2 separate regions of the Homo sapiens genome follow, and region 1 is linked to region 2. Evidence: read pairs that join two places in POLR2A ChIA-PET (ENCODE). Cell type or tissue: B cell. All regions are shown on one strand. Each heading gives the region's core, and the rest is flanking DNA. Links, peaks and the distances in the headings are about the cores only.

The links. ChIA-PET counts read pairs that join two places held together with the same protein. Peaks named below come from ENCODE experiments on the same cell type or tissue, not always from the same donor. Only the 100,000 strongest peaks of a DNase experiment are listed, where the experiment ranks them.
Region 1: POLR2A ChIA-PET joins it to region 2 with 7 read pairs; 3 of 35 experiments call an interaction of 5 or more read pairs at or near these places.

Annotation. Positions count from the first base shown.
Region 1 is chrX:68,668,746-68,679,582 of GRCh38, reverse strand. All of the region lies in intron 2 of STARD8 (StAR related lipid transfer domain containing 8), which reads right to left. Among named protein-coding and RNA genes, the nearest start is that of STARD8, 26 kb to the right of the region's middle. In B cell, for the core only: no CTCF peak of the experiment used is centred there; no DNase peak of the experiment used is centred there.
Region 2 is chrX:68,830,188-68,838,018 of GRCh38, reverse strand. All of the region lies in intron 1 of EFNB1 (ephrin B1), which reads right to left. Among named protein-coding and RNA genes, the nearest start is that of EFNB1, 5.1 kb to the right of the region's middle. In B cell, for the core only: no CTCF peak of the experiment used is centred there; a DNase peak (open chromatin) is centred at 3,868.

The sequences.
Region 1 (10,837 bases), core at 2,331-7,330, 160 kb after region 2:
AGCTCTTCTTTGCCCAAGCTTGGGATGTTCTGTGTTCTAGTTTAACCAAGGGGGCTGTTCTCTTTGACCAAGTGATTGTCCCTTCATGCCTGGTACCCCACTCTGCCTTTGACTTGTTGTTTAACCTTGGGCATGTTATTTGCTCTCTCAGAGTTACAATGTCTTTATCTGAGCATAAAAAGTTTAGATGGACTAGATCAGTGGGTGGGGAAGAGCCTCAAAGCCTATCATAGGGAGGCTGGGGGAGGGGAGAACAGGGAACACTGAGCCAGGAGTCTCCAAGTCCCACCCCTACCCCACCTTGCTTCAATCAGAGCCATGCTGTTTTTATTTGTTTTGTTTTATATATTGGGGTGTCACATAGGATTCAATTTTGGGGGGTAGAAGTCTGCATCTAACGAAGTTTTAAAAGCCAATGAACCAGATATATTCTTCTTGCACTTGAGCCTCAGTTACCTTGTGAGTGATGATTGCATGACATAATACAGATAAAACACTTAAAACAGCATCTGGCACATACTAATGACAATGGCAAGAATAGTCGCCATTTATTGAGCACCGACTATGTGCCAGGCATTGTTCAAAGGTTGTATACTTGGATCAACTCATTTGATCCTTCCAAACCTGCACAGAGAAATTTGGCAACCTGTCCAAGATCACACAACTAATGAGGGGCAAAATGGGGATCTGAATACAGGCCGTTTGTCTCCAGCACTCTCATTCTTAATCAGTACGTGTATTGTTTCCCAGTATATACTTAGGTTTATTCTTATTGTTGTTGTTTTCATTTGAAAATTATTGCACCTCTCATCTGTAAAATGGGCTGAGTTCAACTCATAGTATGACTGTGTGACTAAAATCAGATCATGACTGTGGAGTGGGGGATCTAGAGCCTGCTCTGGCAGCCAGGCCAGGCTGCACAGTGCCCTTGTGTTGGTGTGCCAACTCTACTGAAGTAAAAAGCCTACAGTCTGGAACTGCCTCTCCAAACAGTGGACAGTGGAAAAGGGCTGAGTTTGCTAAGAAAGTAAGGACTGGCTCATGTGCTCAGAGCCTAGAAGAAGAAACCAGGCAGCAGAGCTAGTGGTAACTTATAAGGTAGCTGGATGCCCCACATGGGACAGGACTCTACTGATTTGCTGTGTTTAAGCACTCACTGACCCTATCACTCTCAAACTCCTCCATTCGTCTGGTTTGGCCTTCCTCCTTCCCTTTTTACTCCTCTTTGGGCCCCCTCTACTTTTCTCTTCCTCTCTCTTCCCTCTCTTTGCCCAGCAAGGCTCATAATAACTTGCTAAACCACAACCCTCATATTTCTTCTATTTCCACTTTCCAGGGGAATTTTGCAGCTGGTCCTGACTGTTTCTCCTGATTGATCCTCCCTTCTCTGGCCACACTCATCTCTTCTTTGACCCCACCCACCTTCCCCAGGCTAGTTTCCTTGACTTTAACCCTTTCAGCGGTGCATTGGTAAATTGCAGAGTCTCGCCCCTTCCCACCTTTACTTGGAGGTCAGAGCCGCAAATTCCCTGCATAAGTCCCTTCCCTTTTCTGGGTCTCAGTTTCCCTTCTGTCAAAGGTTGAAGGGGAGTGATGCAGGTTGGACTAAATGCTATCTGCAGAGCTTTCTAGCTGTAATTTCCAACAGTTTTACATCTGATCCATTCAGAAAATTGAATTTTCTTGGCCACATCTTTCTACTTCCTCTCTCTCTATATATATGTATCATACATTGGGGGGGTGGGTGGGGGGCATGGGGAACTTTGAAATCATTACTTGGAGCCAGAATCTGAGGAACTAGGAGCTGAAGGAGGTAGAGGGGGTGAAACAAGAGTTGCAGAATTTTCAAAGTAATGAAAGCACACTGGGGCAGTGAGGCTGGGCCAGTGCCCACTTGGTGGAGGAGCAGCATTTTGCAAGCCAAGTAACTTTAGAAAAATGGTCCTCTCAGCTGGGTTTGGCTTCAAAGGAAGGTCAAGTAGCTGTGTACCCAGAACCAGGGCAGGAGCAGAGCATCAGCATCTCCAGGTGTAGCACGACTCTGGGGATTCAGTTCCATACCCCCGGCATCACCACCTTCCCATTCTGGACAAACTGGAACAAGAGGCAATGGGGACACAGCCCTCGAGGGGCCAAGTTTCTGTTTCAAAGATGCTTACAGTCAAGTTGCAGTGACAAGCATGGAGATAAATAGGGCCCCCCTTACAGTTTCCAAGGTGCTTTCAATCTCTTTTCTTATTTGGCCCTTACACCAACCCTGTGAGACAGGAGAAGAGGACATGTCTATCCCATTTACAGAGCAGACAACTGAGGGTCAAAGGGGTGATAGAATTTGCTGAAGCTGATCTGACCAACAAGCAGAGAGCTGAGACTTAAATCTAAGTGCTTAGACTCCAGAGCCAACGCTCTGTTCAAAACTTTTTTTTTTAATTTTTTTGAGACAGGGTCTCACTCTGTCACCCAGGCTGGAGTGCAGTGCCACGATCACGGCCCACTGCAGCCTCAACCTCCCAGGCTCAAGCCATCCTCCCACCTCAGCTTCCTGAGTACCTGGGACTACAGGCATGTACCACCACACCTGGCTAATTTTTTTTTTTTTGGTAGGGGCGGGGTCTCCCTATGTTGCCCAGGCTGGTCTCAAACTCCTGGACACAAATGATCCTCCCACCTTGGCCTCCCAAATTGCTGGGATTACAGGCATAAGTCACCAAGCCCAACCTCACATTTTCAATAGCTTTGGCAATAGAAGATTTCTGGAAAGGAAAAACAAATAAAACAAACAAACAAACAAACAAAAAACAACAACCTTTTCAGAGCGGCTAACTCTGGAAAGTGAGAGTGAAAGATTATAGGTTGGAATTTTCACTCAGAACATGTATTTTATTTTTAATCCATAGGTGAAAGGAAATAGCTCAAAACACAAGGCATGATTCATGCTATAAGACAGATATACAGTATGATGGGGATTTGAAAGTGGGAGGGAACAGTATTTGAGCTGAGCTTCAGAGAATGGCAGAGGGCTAAACAGGTTGAGACGGGGTTTGGGGGGAGCCTAAGAATCTCAGAGATTGCACAAGTTAGCCATTCCAACCCAGCAGCTGTTGCTGACTTCTGAGACAACGGGCTTGCCTAGAAGGAATTCTTCCTAAACAATTAGTTGCATATAGTGGGTAGGATTTCCTGTTTTCTTTCCTTTCCTCATTTTATCTTGTGAGGTACCTGAGCCGGATCCCAGGGCTTGGGAAACACCTGCTGTATCCACAAGCCATCTACCTGGGCTACAACCTTGGCTTGCTCTGAGATTTTCAGGCGAGCCGGGCCAGTTTGGCCAGACACAGACACGTACAGAAGGAGCCACAGGAACCAGCAGACTTAAAAACAGAAGAGGGCCCCAGCCAGGCCCGTCTCCTGCCCCACAATTGCTTTGAACTTTTTCACCCATCCATGATTCAGTGTCCAACTATCAGATGATCAGACCAATTATATTTTTGGCAAATCACATTGTTCACATTTTTAGAAAATCAAGGCCCAAAAAAGTCTTAAATACAGCGTGTAGGAGCTCAAAGGACCTGAGGGACAACCCGATCCAATCCTTTCATTTTAATGATAGGGAAATTGGGGCCCAGAGAGGAAAAAGGACTTACCCAAGGAGGCAGAGTCTGTTAGCAGCCAAGTCAACACACTATGCCTGGTTGTATTTCAGCCCCAGTGATGAATGACCCTTGCTGCAAACCGGGCCTCAAAGGGGCTTATTGGCAGACGTGAGAAGGAAAGCACATCTGGTCTTTGGAGACCTGAAGTGTATGAGGCACATCTGATCCTTCCATCACTCCACCCCAAGTTCCCCTCTGGCCTGCGTACTGCCTTCCTGGAGTGGAGGTGGAGCTGGAGCTAGGATTCAACATCTGCCCTCTCCATCCCAGAGGCCCGGGGGCTCATTCCTGAGGTCTCAGCTCCTGCTTTCTTATTCTCAAATCAGACTTCTGGCTGGAGAAAACATCTTCCCCTCCCCCCACCCCACTACTGTCTGGGCTAGTCATGGTGGTAATTTGATAGTCATGAAATAACTATAATTTCTGTATTGTCTGGGATCTTATAGAGCACTCCCACTCCCATTATCACACTTAAGGTCCCACATCAACTCAGGAGTTGGGTATTTGGATTCTTATTTTAAAACTGAGAAAACTAGGGCAAGGCATGGTGGCTCATCCCTGCAATCCAAGCACTTTGGGAAGCTGAGACGGGTGGATCACCTGAGGTCAGGAGTTCGAGACCAGCCTGGCCAACATGGCAAAACGCTGTCTCTACTAAAAATACAAAAATTAGGCTGGGAGCAGTGCCTCACGCCTGTAATCCCAGCGCTTTGGGAGGCCGAGGCAGGCGGATCACCTGAGGTCAAGAGTTCGAGATCAGCCTGGCCAACATGGTGAAACCCCGTCTCAACTAAAAATACAAAAATTAGCCAGGCATGGTGGTGCATGTGTGTAATCCTAGCTACTCGGGGAGGCTGAGGCAGGAGAATCGCTTGAACCCGGGAGGCGGAGGTTGCAGTGAGCCGAGATCTCATCATTGCACTCCAGCCTGGGCAACAAGAGCGAAACTCCATCTCAAAAAAAAAAAAAAAATACAAAAATTAGCCGGGCATGGTGGTGCGTGCCTGTAATCCCAGCTACTTGGGAGGCTAAGGTGGGAGAATCAACTAAACCCAGGAGGTGGAGGTTGCAGGGAGCCAAGATTGCACCACTGCACTCCAGCCTGGGCAACAGAGCAAGACTCCATCTCAAAACAACAACAACAACAACAAAAAAAAAAACCTGAGAAAACTGAGGCTTAGAGACGTGATGAAAACTGAGGCTAATAAGTGACAGAGTCAGAATTCAGACCCAGAGGTTTATGAATTTTCCAGAAACTGTATTCTTTCCACCACTCTAAGGCTACCTTTTTTGCTTGTTTCTTGGTAAGGATGGATAGATAGATGAATGGATGGATGGATGGATGCATGAATGGAGCAAATAGTTCCCAAGCACTCTGTGGCTGGCTCTGTTTCAGATGTGAGGATACAGAGAAAAATGAGACGTTTCTACCCTCAAGGAGCCTACTGTTTTACTTTGTGGCTCTCAGACTTTTGCATCCCCAAAGTACCTCCAATGAACAGAAAGAATTTATTCCCCACAGAGGCCCGAGGAGCTGGAGGAGAATCTCACACAGCCAACCACAAGTGAGAATTTTTTTTCAAGTCTCCACTTTTATCTTATGAATTCATGTGAATTTTTTTTTTTTTTTTTTTTTGAGACGGAGTTTTGCTCTTGTCGCCCAGGCTGCAGGGCAATGGTGCGATCTCGGCTCACTGCAACCTCCGCCTCTGTGTTCAAGCGATTCTCCCGCCTCAGCCTCCCGAGTAGCTGGGATTACAGGCACCCACCACCACACTTAGCTAATTTTTGTATTTTTAGTAGAGACGGGGTTTCACCATGTTGGTCAGGCTGGTCTCGAACTCCTGACTTCAGGTGATCCACCCGCCTTGGCCTCCCAAAGTGCTGGGATTACAGGTGTGAGCCATCATGCCCAGGTAATTCATGTGAATTTTTTATGCTATTCCACAACAATTATATGCTTGTTTTAATATGAAAATTTTGCCTCCAGATCTTTTTGGAAAAAAACAAGCCATTCTAGGCAGATGCTCTTGGAAGCATCTTCTAGGAAGAGGTTCTGCTTACCCATAACCTCAGGGGAGACAATGGTATGTTTTTGTATGGTGAAGGCCTTGTTATTCCATGAAACTAAAATTTTGGTAAATAGACTATGTGTGTGTTTGCACACTACACATGTGACACATGTACATGTGTACCTGTAGAAGCTCCAGATTGTAGGCAGAGCTGGTTTCCTTCCAGGGCTATATGTTTCTTTGGCACCCCAAAATGATCCACACTTTTACCCTGGCAACTATCTGTGAACTAACCATGTTCCTCAGCCCAGAAACTAGAACTGAAAAGAACAGTAGGGGTTCTGGAAGGTTGTTTTGTTGTTGTTGTTGTTGTTTTTGGTAAAAGACCTGTTGCATTGCCCTTCTAGCAACAGTAGTAGGGAAACAAGATGGCATCTGCCTCCCAGTGACTGACAGCTGAGGGAGGAAAAAGCCAGGCAAACTTATGGCAGCGTATCTGGGACGATGAAATAGTTATCCTGGGAGATATTTGGGGACTGACAAAGCACTTCCCTGCTTTTGCTGGGCTTCTTAAAACAAAAAGCATGTACTTGGCAAGGCCTGAATGTTGTTCTGCTGTTTGTGCATTGTGTAATTAATTACTGTCTGTTTTTTCTTGGTTTTAATTGAAGATTCTGAGTGCCAGCCTACTTCGGTCATCCTCAGGGAAACAAGAAAGGAGACTTGGACTCTTTCTTGGGCCATAGGTTAAAGGGAGCAGGACATCTCTGGGCAACAGATGTGCTGATAATGGTAGTGAGATCAAAGTATGACAGCTCCAAGTGGCCAAGGGGGTGAAGGGCTGGAGATTATAAAACAATTGCCCCTCCCCTCCTTAAAAGTCTCCTTTTGGCCTTTTTCTTTTTCCAAACCTTGAAGGGTTTTGTGTTTTGTTTTTAATAAGGGAGGCTGTTCCCTTCCCCTGTGGAATGTATTCCCTGAAATATCCTGCTCCAGGGACAAATGAACACAGAGTTGGAAGCCTCTGTTCTCAGGAGCCCTACTTCCTATGTTTTCATTTTTCTTCCCAAAAAGCAAACCAAACTAACTCTTCCTGTTTCTGGGCTTGGGATGTGGAAGGTCACACAGCAGGAACCCTTTAGCAAACAGGTCAGAAGGGGCCTCTGAAAGCTGCCCCTTGGCTGCCCTGCCATGGGGGGTGGGGCGCTGTTTGAATGGAATTTAGTTTTATGGAAAGAAGAGAAGGATGAGGAGAATGACTTTCAGGCTGTGGTGAGGGAACGGCTCTGCTTCTGACACCAGTTTGTTCTGCTTTGTCTCTGCCTTCTCCCCAGGCAGACCAAGGCTTGGGAGCCATGGAGCTTTCACAAGCTCAGCTGCTGATCTTCAGCCATTGGTCACTGTCAGTCAGGAGTACGTGTAGTGAAGAGTGATCAGGACTGTGAGAAACGATTTTAGGAGCTAGGAAAGGACAGATTCTGGGGAGCGCATTATAGATGAGTAGAGACTTGGGTTCTAGTCTCAGTTTTGCTGCCAACTAGCTCTATGCTGTTGTGCAGATCACTTAGTTTCTCTGGGCTTCATTCCCCAGCTGCAACGAGAACATTGGACTGTATGAGCTATAAGATCTCTCCTACCTTAGACTTTGGGAGATTCTAAATGACAGCAGATTGGCCTTAAGGAAGAAGGAACACACTACTTCCAAGGGGTGAAAATAGGACCACTGGGTGGAAGTTGTTGTAAGGCAGATTCTGGCTCAATATAAAGAACTTTTAACAGTATAGAATGAAAAAGGATGCTTCACCATACCTGAGGAGTTTGGTCAAAGCTCAAGTTGGGCATGTAGCAGGAAAGGTAAAAAAGGGAAAATTGAACACCAGATTCGAGCTATGATCGCCAACATTTAATGCAGCCAACTACAGTCTCCAAATGAAACTTTAATGCCGCCAACTCCAGTCTCCAAATGAAATGTTCATGGAAACTTCAAAAAGTCAAATAGGTTTAGTTGAATGAAGCAGGAATGAGATATCCCATAACTCTGTCTTCCTTTCATGTCCCCTAAGACACTAGGGGACACTAGGGCTCCTCAGTACTCAGTTTCAAAAGCATGGGTTAATATAGTCCTTAAGTGCCCTTCCTGCCTTGAGATGTGGGCGACCTCCAAATTTCAAGAGTTTGGTGAAAATGTGTTTTACACGGATCTGCACCATTGGCTGGAACCACTGGATCCTTAAGGCCCTGTCTCAAGAGGTTTTGTCATCTGGAGCCAGTGGGGCTCTATGTTGATCTGTAATAGCTAGTTCAGAGCTGAAATGATAGGGAAGAAAGTCTGCTGAAAGGAAGAAGTCACCAGTCTGATTACCAGAAGTTCTTTTGCTATGCCATCAAAAATAAAAGCCAGTTCTTGGCAGACTCATTGTTTATGTGAGACCTTATGCTTAGTTCTGGGAATCCAGGGGTCAGTCAGATATAGCCATTGTACACCAAGAGCTCATGGTCTATGGGAGAGACAGGAAAGAAAAGAGGCCAATGCAGAACAGTGTGATGTTTTATAATGTAATAGCTATGGACAAGATGGAAAGGGAGGCCAGAGTGTGGCTTGACAGGCCAAGAAGGGGGCTGGCAACAACACACTCAGTGGAGAGTCCAATATGAGAATTCACTGTCTGTCTAGGAAATAGCAAGTTGTCCCATGGGGCTCAGAAATATAGGAACGAGGTGGGAAAGGAAGCAAGAAAGATAGGCTGTCTAAGCTTGAGAGACCTTGAATGCCAGAGCAAAGAAGTTGGACTTTGACCAAAGGTAGGAAATGACCAAAGATTTTTGAGGATGCCTAAGTTTTTCTTTTAAAGAGAGAACTTTGGCAGCAGCATGGAGGGTGAACTGGAAGGGCGAGCATGGTGGCAGGAAGACCAGTTAGGTAGCGGTTGCAACCATCAAGGCCAGAGCTGCTAGGGCCCAGATGGAGGGCTATGCTAGTGTGAGTGACAAGAAAAGGCGGTAGATTTAGGAAGCCTTATGAAGAGGTCCCATGCACACAACTAAATGGCAGCAAATTAGAAAAATGGAGTCCAGGTAACGCCCGTGACTCTTGCTGGAGTGGCTGGGTGCATGGGGCTGCTTTAACCAAGAAAGCGGATTCTGGAGAAAGAGGAGGTTTCCAGAGAAATGATAAAGAATTATGATCTTTAGTGTTGAGTTTGAAGGATCCACAGGACCTTCTGGTGGAAGTGTCCAGTAGCACTTCCCAGGTCCTTTTCAGACCTGTCTTTCCACCTGAAGTTCCCATGCCCTCTCCAGCTCCTGATTTGGAGTGGCCTACACTGTGAAAATGGTCATCTAGGCTATACCTAGGGAGATGTACCTGACCTGACTCTCTAAACCTAGACCTAATTCTGTCTTGCACTCTTGAAAACAGCAACTGAGAACCTGGGCTTCCCAGCCCCTTAGGCCACAAAAGAAGCCCTTACACTCCTCCACAGGCCTGGAAATCCTTCCCCCCATCCCAAAGAACACCTTGAAATTGCCCTTTCCACTGACCCTACCCCCACCTCCCCTTCCTTTCAGCCTGACTTCTGGAGGAGAGGGGGTCAGAGTGCAAAATCAAAATCTTGAGACCCTCTAGTTCAACATTCTCATTTTGCAGACAAGGAAACTGAGGCCCATGGGGCAGAGGTGACTAACTCAAGGTCGCAGAAGGAGTTAATGATGGAGACGAGACTAGATCCTAGGTCTCTCAAGTCACATCCCAGCATTTTTACCTTGGCTGAATTCACTGTGGATCATGGTTAAAAGATTTCCTGTCTCAAATGATAATAAATTCCAGATGCTCCCTAACTAAGTAGATCTTTATACTATTCCAAGTTGCTGGGTAAAATATCTGTCAAATGTTAGATAAGCCATGCCCTGCAAATGTTCTTTGTAAAATAACAAATGTTAAATGACCAGATCTGTCAAGACTCCGTTATAAAAATGATTTGGTCATTTTCAAAAGAAAGGATGTGGATTGAATTATTATTATTCTGATGACTTTCATATGCTTAGTATTTTTGTCTACTGCCCTTGTGAGCCTTGGAGGTGACAGACACCCAATAGCATGTTAAATAAATGTATTTGTTTCCATTTTCTACTGTTCAAATCTGTCTCCCCGCCCCCTCAGAGCTTGGGGGAGGGGTCTGGGGCAGCTGATGGATGAGTCTGATGCTGAGGCCAAGCCTGCAGCCAGACTGGAGCCAGTTGGGTTGCGAGCAGGGGCTCTTGTTACAGGCAAACTATTACCCCACCAGGCCACCTCAGCCACTTCAGCAGGAGCCTGGAGTGAAGCCCCGAATGGCTCCAGGCAACAAAAGGAGCTTTGTGCACTGGGAGCAGGGGGCCTTGGGGAAGATTTGGTGCAAAGGCGGTGGGAGGGAAGGTCAGCAGCCTCCTCACCTCTGTGGGCTGCTGGTAAGCGAGCTAATGAGCTCCGCGGAGTGTGGGGTTTGTAAGTCAAGGAGTCATTGAATTTCAGAACAGCAAGATACCTTAGAGGTCATTTAAAGCAAGCTATTCATTTTATAGTTAGAGACACTAAGGCCCAGAGAGGGAAAGCGAGAGGCCCAAGGACACACAGCTGGCAAAGGTCACAGCCAAAACTGGAACCTGGAGCTTCCGGCCCCAATCAAGTATTCTCACTTCAGCACTTAAGAGGCAGTTTTGAATTGTGGGTTTTATTTGGAGGAAGCGGGTTCCTTTTAGGCTCCAGGACCTTTCCATCTTAGGAGCAATTTGTGCTCAAGCAACAGGGTGTGTGGGTCTGGAAGAAATATGAAGTGATGCTGGGAGCCTGAGAGCATGTAGCATGTCTTGGAGTGAGTCCCTAAGGCCTGAACCTCCTCCTGAGCTGCTGGTTTTACTACCGCTAGCTCTGTGTTTCTCAGTGTTTGATATATATGTTGGCATAGGATGATTTGGGGTGGTACATTGGCATCTGCATCATGATATATATTTAATTTACTACATATTAGGAAAAATGTAACTAGTGCCTCAAAACCTAATTTCATAGATATTATGGCTTAGGGTGAGGTTATTATTTAAAATCAGGTTGATTTAAAGAAAAATATTAAGTACTTAATGGCATGGATGATGTGATGGCAAAAATTCTGAAGTTGGTTCACAAATAAGTGACATTTG
Region 2 (7,831 bases), core at 1,193-6,192:
ACTAATCTTGGTCATGATGGAAAGATAGGAACAGGCATCGCCTGGAGCAAAGGGATGATGGCCACAGTCTCTGGCCAGGTGCAGCTCTGCTCACTCCCACTGCCTATTGTCCTACTGGCAATTCATCCCACCCTCAAAATGCAAGAGCCTGAATTCCTAAACTTGATTCATCTCATTCTTAAAAAGAACAGAGGAGAAGAGAAGGGGCTCAACCAGAGACAACAGATCATAGAAGATAGGGCCTCATCTGTATCCTAACCTGTCACCTCTATGTTGCTCCTACTCCAGCTCCTGAGAGGAGATGGACAAATGCCTTTTGAGCCAGGTTCATATTCTAATCCAGAAGGCCAGGCACTGGGGGACAGCAGGGAGGGTCAGCAGCCCAGGACCACCTATCCATAGGACTCTGTCCTTGCCTAAGCACACAGAAAGAAAATGGTGCTCCATTGGCCATTTCTGAGACTGGATGGGCTGGTGCTGAGAGCAAGGCAGAACCATGTAGGAGAAAGAACACAGACTTTAGAATCAGATTCCAAAGCTAGGCCCTTACTAACTCTGTGACCTTGGATGAGCTGCCTGTTCTGAGCTTCAGTTTCTTCTCTTGTAAAGTGGGGGTGGCAAGAGCCCCTACCTTCCAATATTGTGGTGGGGAGACAAGGCAGCACATGGAGAACACCTAGCACACAATAGGCGTTCAACATGTTTGACTGCCTCTTAGAAGCAGTCTCCCAAGAGGCAGGAGGTCAGATACTAACACTAAGTACCTATGAGCTCACTCTCATATTTTGGAGGGGAAACAGGAAGAGAAGATATGGCTCCATCGTCAAGGACTTTACTGTCCAGTTTGGGTCAGAAAAGTAAATAACCCATACTCGAGTGATAGACAACACCAGGCTATCTGTAGGTATGTGTGAGGATGATGATTCAAGCAGCAAGGGCTGGAGGCAGGGAGAAGAAAGAGATAGCTCATCTGACCAGGATGGTCAGAGATGTATCCACAGGAAAGGCAGGATGAAAGTGGGTCTTAGGTGAGGAATAAGAAGTCAACACACTGAGACAGTAGACAGCAGTGGCTACAACACAAAGCCCAGGCCAGTGATTGGTCCAGCTTGGCTGGGAGTGAGAAGAGAGAAACAGAAGAAGAGGTGAAAAGTTCACCTGGGGCCAGACTGAAAGGCTTCAAGGGTCACAGCAAGCAGGGTGGGTTTCATCCCATTGGAGACAGGCTCTCAGAGCAGGAAGGACAATGGAAGGCTTCAGGCAGTGCTTAAAGAGAATGAAGCTGACAGTGTCATGCACCAGTTCACAGGCTACCACAATCATCTGAGAAAAGAGTGGTTCCATTTCCTGAGGGCCCATTACACCAAAGGTACTACAAGCAATACCGGCCTACTGGGAACTCTGGGCAAATGCCTTTGCAATGCCAAACCTGTGTCCTCATCTGAGGGAGGGAAATGATACCCAAGTAGGCGAAGAGGGAAACTGACCACATGGATGAAGTGGACGAAGAAAAGCAGCCTTTCCTCCATGTCGAGTGAGGCTCCACCAAATTGGGAGCTGCCATCTTGATGTGCAGGAGGGTAAAAGCCAGAATGAGATGGCCTCCCCACTGGTACCTAACTATAGAGGGCCCAGAAAGGAAGTAGGCATGGGATGGAAGCCTGGATAAACATTTCAGATGGAATACCCCTGTCCCATGCACCATACAAAGCCAACAAGTTTCCCCAAAGCCTCTAGAATTCTCCAGGCATTTTTTCCCTTTCCAGTGCTCACAACGGTTCCATCCAGATGGCAGGATTAGACAACTGCTCACATCTTAGAGCCAGCAGGAACCTTAGAGTCCAGGCCCTTCATGTGAGGGAATGAATGATCAGATGAATGTTCCCATTGAAAAGAGGGGTCTAAACCTACCCAGGACAATAACCCGATGGGTCTAAGAGGCCCTAAAACATTACCTGAATCCTTGTACTGTTGCATCTTAACAACACATATATATGCAGCTACATAGAGGGCACGGAAAGGGAGACAGGCCAGCTCAGCTTTCTAACCACTCGGTTCTGGCTTACTCACCAGGGAGTCCTGTCTACCCCAAGTGCAGTCTCCCATTGCCACCCAGGTTCCAGAGCCCTGGAATTGGAACAGGGCTTCTAGCTAATTGGGGTTCTACCTTGAAGCCAGAGGCATTGAGGAAACAGATGTCTACATGATGGAGGAGGGGGGAGAAGAGAGAACTATTGCCCCCAAAACCCCTCAGAGTCTCTTCAACCTCAGTGAACAGACTTCATAAATATTCATTAGTTCATTTGCATGGCAGCTGGCAGAGGGAAACTCACCTTCCCCTGAAGTGCAGAAGGGAGCGGAGCCTGATGAGACCCGCCTTCCCTGACCCTGATCCCCCATACTGGTAACCTTAGCATCTTCCCGACCACTGGGCAAACCTCGTCTTGACCTGTCAGAAGCTCAAGAGAGTGGTAACGGGCCATAAGGGATGGGTGTATAGCCAGTGAGAGTGAAGGCCAAAGCTAGGTAGAACACTAGTCATACTTTAAAGGGGGACCCTACAGTTCTCCCCTCTTACCAGATTAGGAGTAGGAGTAAGGGAAGAGGAGGAAGAGATATCCCGAAGTGAAACTCTTTATCCTCCACCTTACTTCCCCCCACCCTAGGACCAAGCCAAGCTTTTCTGTCTGGGGCCACCCCCAGACAAAGCCCTTTTCTGAAAAATAAAGGGATTGACATGGCTCAGCAGGAAGCCTGAAGCAGGTCACCATGGTAACCCCTGAGGCCTTCCCTCTCCAGCCTCAGATAGCCCTGGGACCCCAGGGCGCCACCCCAGGGAGTAAAAGGACTTGGGGGAGGCGGCCTAAGCTATTCCAGCTCTTCCCCCTCTACCCTAACCCAAGTTCTACCTTCAGCCTTTCTACCTAGCTTAGAAGCACCACGATGCCATCACTGCCACAAAGAATCCTGGGATATGAAAAGCCTGAAGGGGTTGGGGACAGTAGCCTCCAAGGCCCTGGACTGGCCAGAAACCAACTAACCAACAGCCCCCTCCTTGTTTTCTCCGGATAAGCCCTTCTCCACCCATGTGAATACAATTTACAGGGGGCAGGGAGAGCTTGCAGCTAGGAGGGTCTTGCCCAGAAAGCTGCCCACATCCCACCAGGTCTATACTTCTTTCCCTGTCACCCTGCTCTCAGGCTCTAGCAACTTGTGGTCAGAGAATGACCAAAGGGGGAGCCTGGTTCTAGGCCATGCAAGCCCAAGTCTGGTAGAAGCCTCTAGCCTCAACCTCGATTCAGTGACCCCACGACCACTGCACCTGCACCTCCCAGGGTGGCAAGACCAATGGAGGACAGACCCCAAGCCAGAGCTCAAGTCTGTTCTCATCCCAGCTAGGGTGGGGAGCCCCCAAATTAAAGGCTCCTCTTTAACTCCCCCAGCTCCACCCAGCCCCCGAGGCTGGCAGGAGCAGGCCTGGCATGTCCCAGCAGTGCCCGCCCAGGCGTGGGTGGGCAGGAACAGCAGCTGGGTCCTGGCACACACAGCTCTGTCAGAGGCAGGGAAGCCAGGAGAGTCCTGGAGGAAGTCACCCTCCCCATCTACACTGAACTATGCCCTTCCCTCTGCCCCACCTGGCTAAGGCTCGTGTCCATTATGAATTTAATACCCCCCCTCCTCGATGTCGATGTCTGCTTTCTGTGGGGTCCCTGAGAAGAGAGATTCTTAGCTCAGAGAGGAACCAAAGGTGCCACTCAGAGCTCCGCAGGGAGTGTGCCAGGCAGTGAGTTGGCTGCCTTTAGTTCAGGTCACCCAAGCAGTCAGCCCTGGAAGGTAGGCCTAGAAAAGTCAAATGAGGAAGTTGGAGCACTGCTCACCCCACACAGACAGGGCCTGAGTCACAGGGACAGATGCTTGCACACCTGCGAGGTAAGAGGGGAACTCAGGGGCAGGGAGCCAGGGCCTCTTCCCAAACCCCACCTTGAATTCCTGTCTCTCCTACATTTCAAGGCAGCAGGAATGAATGGCACACAACACAGCTCTGCCCCCATAGGCAAGTCATTGACTGGCCTTAGACAAGTCACTTCCCTTGTCCGGGCATATGCCTTCTTATCTGGAAAATGGGACCAATACCTACTTCCCAGGGTTGTTGGGAGCATTCGATGAGATCATATATGAGAATGCATTGTAAGTAGCAAGGTGCCGCCTGCCTATTAGTTAGCATGCCAAACACAGCATTATTTAGAAGTAAAAAGCTGAAGGAGCTTACATTCCTGGCTGCTAGCACCCTGACCCAAAACAATGATCGTGAAACACGCCCAAGAGGGGCTGCTATGGTCTGCGGGGTAAGGAACCCAGAATGTGGCTGGTGAGCACCCCCGTATCTCAGCTCCTCTAATAGTCACAGAGTGGACTCTCCCCCAAACCTGGTGTTCCCATGGCAACTAGCAGCCTCCTGGCTGGCCCACTCTATCTCCTTTAGTCCCTAACCCCAGAAAACAGTGATGCACCATAGTATCCAGGGCCCACGCATCCCCATTCACCTGAGCGGATGAGACAACAGAGAGCCCAAGGGAAGAAAGGGAACCCTTGATTCAGTCCCCACCCCAGCCTCACAGGTCCTTCTTGCCCTTGCCTGGCTGCCCTATGTGGGAGAGGGGAGGCAGGGGAACAGGGGACTTTAGGAGCTGCTGGATTCCCATCACTCTCAGGCTCCCACCTGTGGCCAATCAGCCACAAAGTAGAAGAGGTCAGGTCCCTAACCACCCCGGAAAAGGGCCCCCTGAGCTGGCCTCCCCAGGACTGTGAGCTAGAACAGCTGTGTGGGGCTGGGGCCAACACTTTGGCTTGGAGCAGGCAAGCATGGGTTGGGGTCTGCAGCTGCCCCCACCCATGCTGGAGTCAAGGGTCCTGGATGCCAAGCTGAACCCCCCCACCCCCACCCCCTTGTAGGGAATGTTTGTAATGTGATCTCAGGCACATTCTGACTCCCTGGAGGTGGGGGAACCTGAGTGGGGGGCAGGAAGGGGTCAGGACGGGACTGAGAGACTGAACTGCAGCAGCTGGACTTGGCTGAGGACTCAAGTGTGAGGCCTGCCGGCTGCCCCAAGTTCCCAGGGGAAGAGGCTGCGGGAGGGGTCGCCTAGGACCATTTAGATAACAGCCCCCCAACTCAGACACACACACACACACACACACACACACACGCACACACAGAGGTTCCTAAAAAAAACTCTAGCAGGACCAAACCCATCCCCCCACCTTGCGCTCATGGGGCAAATCTGACAGGAGGGGCCAAGGAGGCAGAAGCTCCTGCCACTCAGGGACTAGCATCCCAGAAGGCCCCAGCACCAATTTGGGAAAGAGGCTTGGGAGTCTTGGGCCAGCCATTCCCGCTTCCCCTCTCAGTCAGGGCTGGGGCCGGGCCGCACGCACCTTGGAACCTGGAAGCGGACCCCCAGCCCCACCACTTCTTTTATTTTGATTTTTTTTTTCCCAAGAAGGAAGCAATTAAGCAGGGTTTATAGGCACTGGGAGATTTTCTTTTTTGGGAGGGGGGTTGCCAGCTTCTGACAGGGCTGAGGAGAGAGACCAAAAGCCAGGAGAGGAAGAGGGGAAGGAAGAGAGAAAATGAGCCTGAGAGGGAGAGCACGGGCATGTGCGAGAAACAAAAGGACTTGAGAAAAAGAGGCAGAGAGTGACTAAGAGTGAGAGGGAGTGTGAGAGCAAGGCAGAGCAGGCGAGCCTAGCTGGAGAGGGGAAGTGAGCGCTGCTCGCGGAGGGTATGAGAGGGCGAACTGACACGGGCCTGAGAGGAGAACTCGGGCAGGAGGCAGAGAGGGAGGGAGACAGAGAGGGACTGTTTATTTGAAAGGCTGTGGCAGCCTGAGGGTTGGGCGCGGTGGCAGAAGCAGCCCCCAAAGCTCAAGGAGAGCTGAGGGCAGTGCCTCCTTCCTGTCCATTTGCCCCCACCACCCCGAGCCAACACATGTAGACAGTGGCTGCATTCCAGACCCCTGAGCCTGGATGGAAGGAGGGTGCACCAGGATCAGTCTCTGATCCTTCCCAGGATCTACCCAATTACAGAATGGAATTCGGACAGTTTCTAGAGAGTCTTCAGCCACCCCCCATCCTCACCCCACAATGCCTGCCCTCAGCTTGAGGTAGATGAGGAGGGGGGTCAGAGAGGATACCACCCCCCAAAACCTGTAAGCCAGTCCAGAGCACTAAAGTCTCTGAGCACAAAAAGGGGGAAGCACAGACAGATCGTGTTTCTTCCAGCACCCCCAACTCTGCAGGAGGGCTCCTTTCCAGCTGTGGAGCTGCATGCTATCTCTGGTTAGAGACCCGAGAGAGCAATTAGGTCACTCCCATGAGCCCCTATGATGGGCTACCCCAGGCGGATTTCAACTCTCCTGGCTCAAGACAGAACATTTCCAGCCTCCACCCTTACCAGGGTAACTGAGCACTTCACAACCACTGAGCACTTCACAACCACTGAGCACTTCACAACGTTCCCCCCTGGGCTCAAGCAGCCCAGAGCTCCCAGAGCATTTTGAGCCCCTGCTGTTAGGAGAGTGTTGTACCCCGTTTGGCTTCTGGGTAGGAAAGAAATTCTTGCCAATCCCTTTCCTTGTACCCAGGGAGAGCCCTCCACCCCAACCCTGGTTTAGCCATCCCACCAACCAGTAATAGGACTCTACCTTAATCGAGGAGAAGAAAACTAAAGCTGCCTTCTCCTACTCCAGGGCTGAGAGATCAAACGTCCCTGGGACCCAAGAGGCCAAGGTAGGCAGGAGCCTGGGAAGTTACCCGGGGCAGGGCGGGGCTGGGGGGGAGGCGGCGTGGGGCAGCAAGAGTGGACAGGAAGAAATTTGAGATACAGGAATCAGTGATCACGGATGGAGCAGGTCAAAGCTCCCCAGTTTCCTGCTAAGTGGGGTTGTTCGCACATTGCTGGGACCTCCAGAAAATTGAGAGGAAGGGCAATTTTGACCCTTGGTTCCAACCTGAGTCCTGGATGCCAAAAGAGAAGGTCCAGAGGTCACTACAACAGCCCCAGCGACTTCCCACTAAAAGCCCAGAAACCACTGAGCCACCGCCCTGAAAGGTGTGCGTGTTGTTTGGAGGGGTTGTGTGTGTGGTGGTGGTGGGGTAGTTGTGCAGAGGAAGGAGAAGAAAGAAAAGAAAGGATGTCCTTTATATAGCTGCCCACTCCCCGCCCCAACCCCTTGGGGAAAACTAAGCACAGCTTCCCAATCTGGGGGACAGACTCGGGGGCCAAGGGGACCTGCCTGGGCAGGAATCGCTCCTTCTCCACCCACCTCCCTCAACAGCTCGGCCGCCACTCTCCGCCCTGGCGGGCCCTTGAAGCTCTGTTACCGGCTCCATTGGACCCCTGACGGGCACTGGTTCGAACCCCCACTACCCAACGACCACTCTCCCACTCCGCCCCTCTCCACCCGCTGCCTTTGTGAGCCTGGGAGCAGCGCCCGCCTTTCTACCGCTCCGGCAGGGAGAAAGGAGGGGCGGGGGGCAAAAAGAGACAGCAAAGCAAAAAGCCAGGGAGGAAAACAGGGAAGAAAGAGAAATGAAAATGGGAGAAGCCCGAGTGGGGATGTTGGCGCTGCCACCCACCCCAAGCGCCGGGTCCCGCTCTGTGTTCCCTCCACAGCTACGCAAACGAGGAACCCGTGTTCTGGCCTCGTCCCTCGCCCGAGTCAAGCTCGCTCCTGGAGCGGCTCTCGGCGAAAATCACCACGTTCCCAGGGGCCCCGGAGGGAGCTGCGTTCTCGCCTCCACTCAGTTCTCCGGTGCGCTCTCGGGCGCC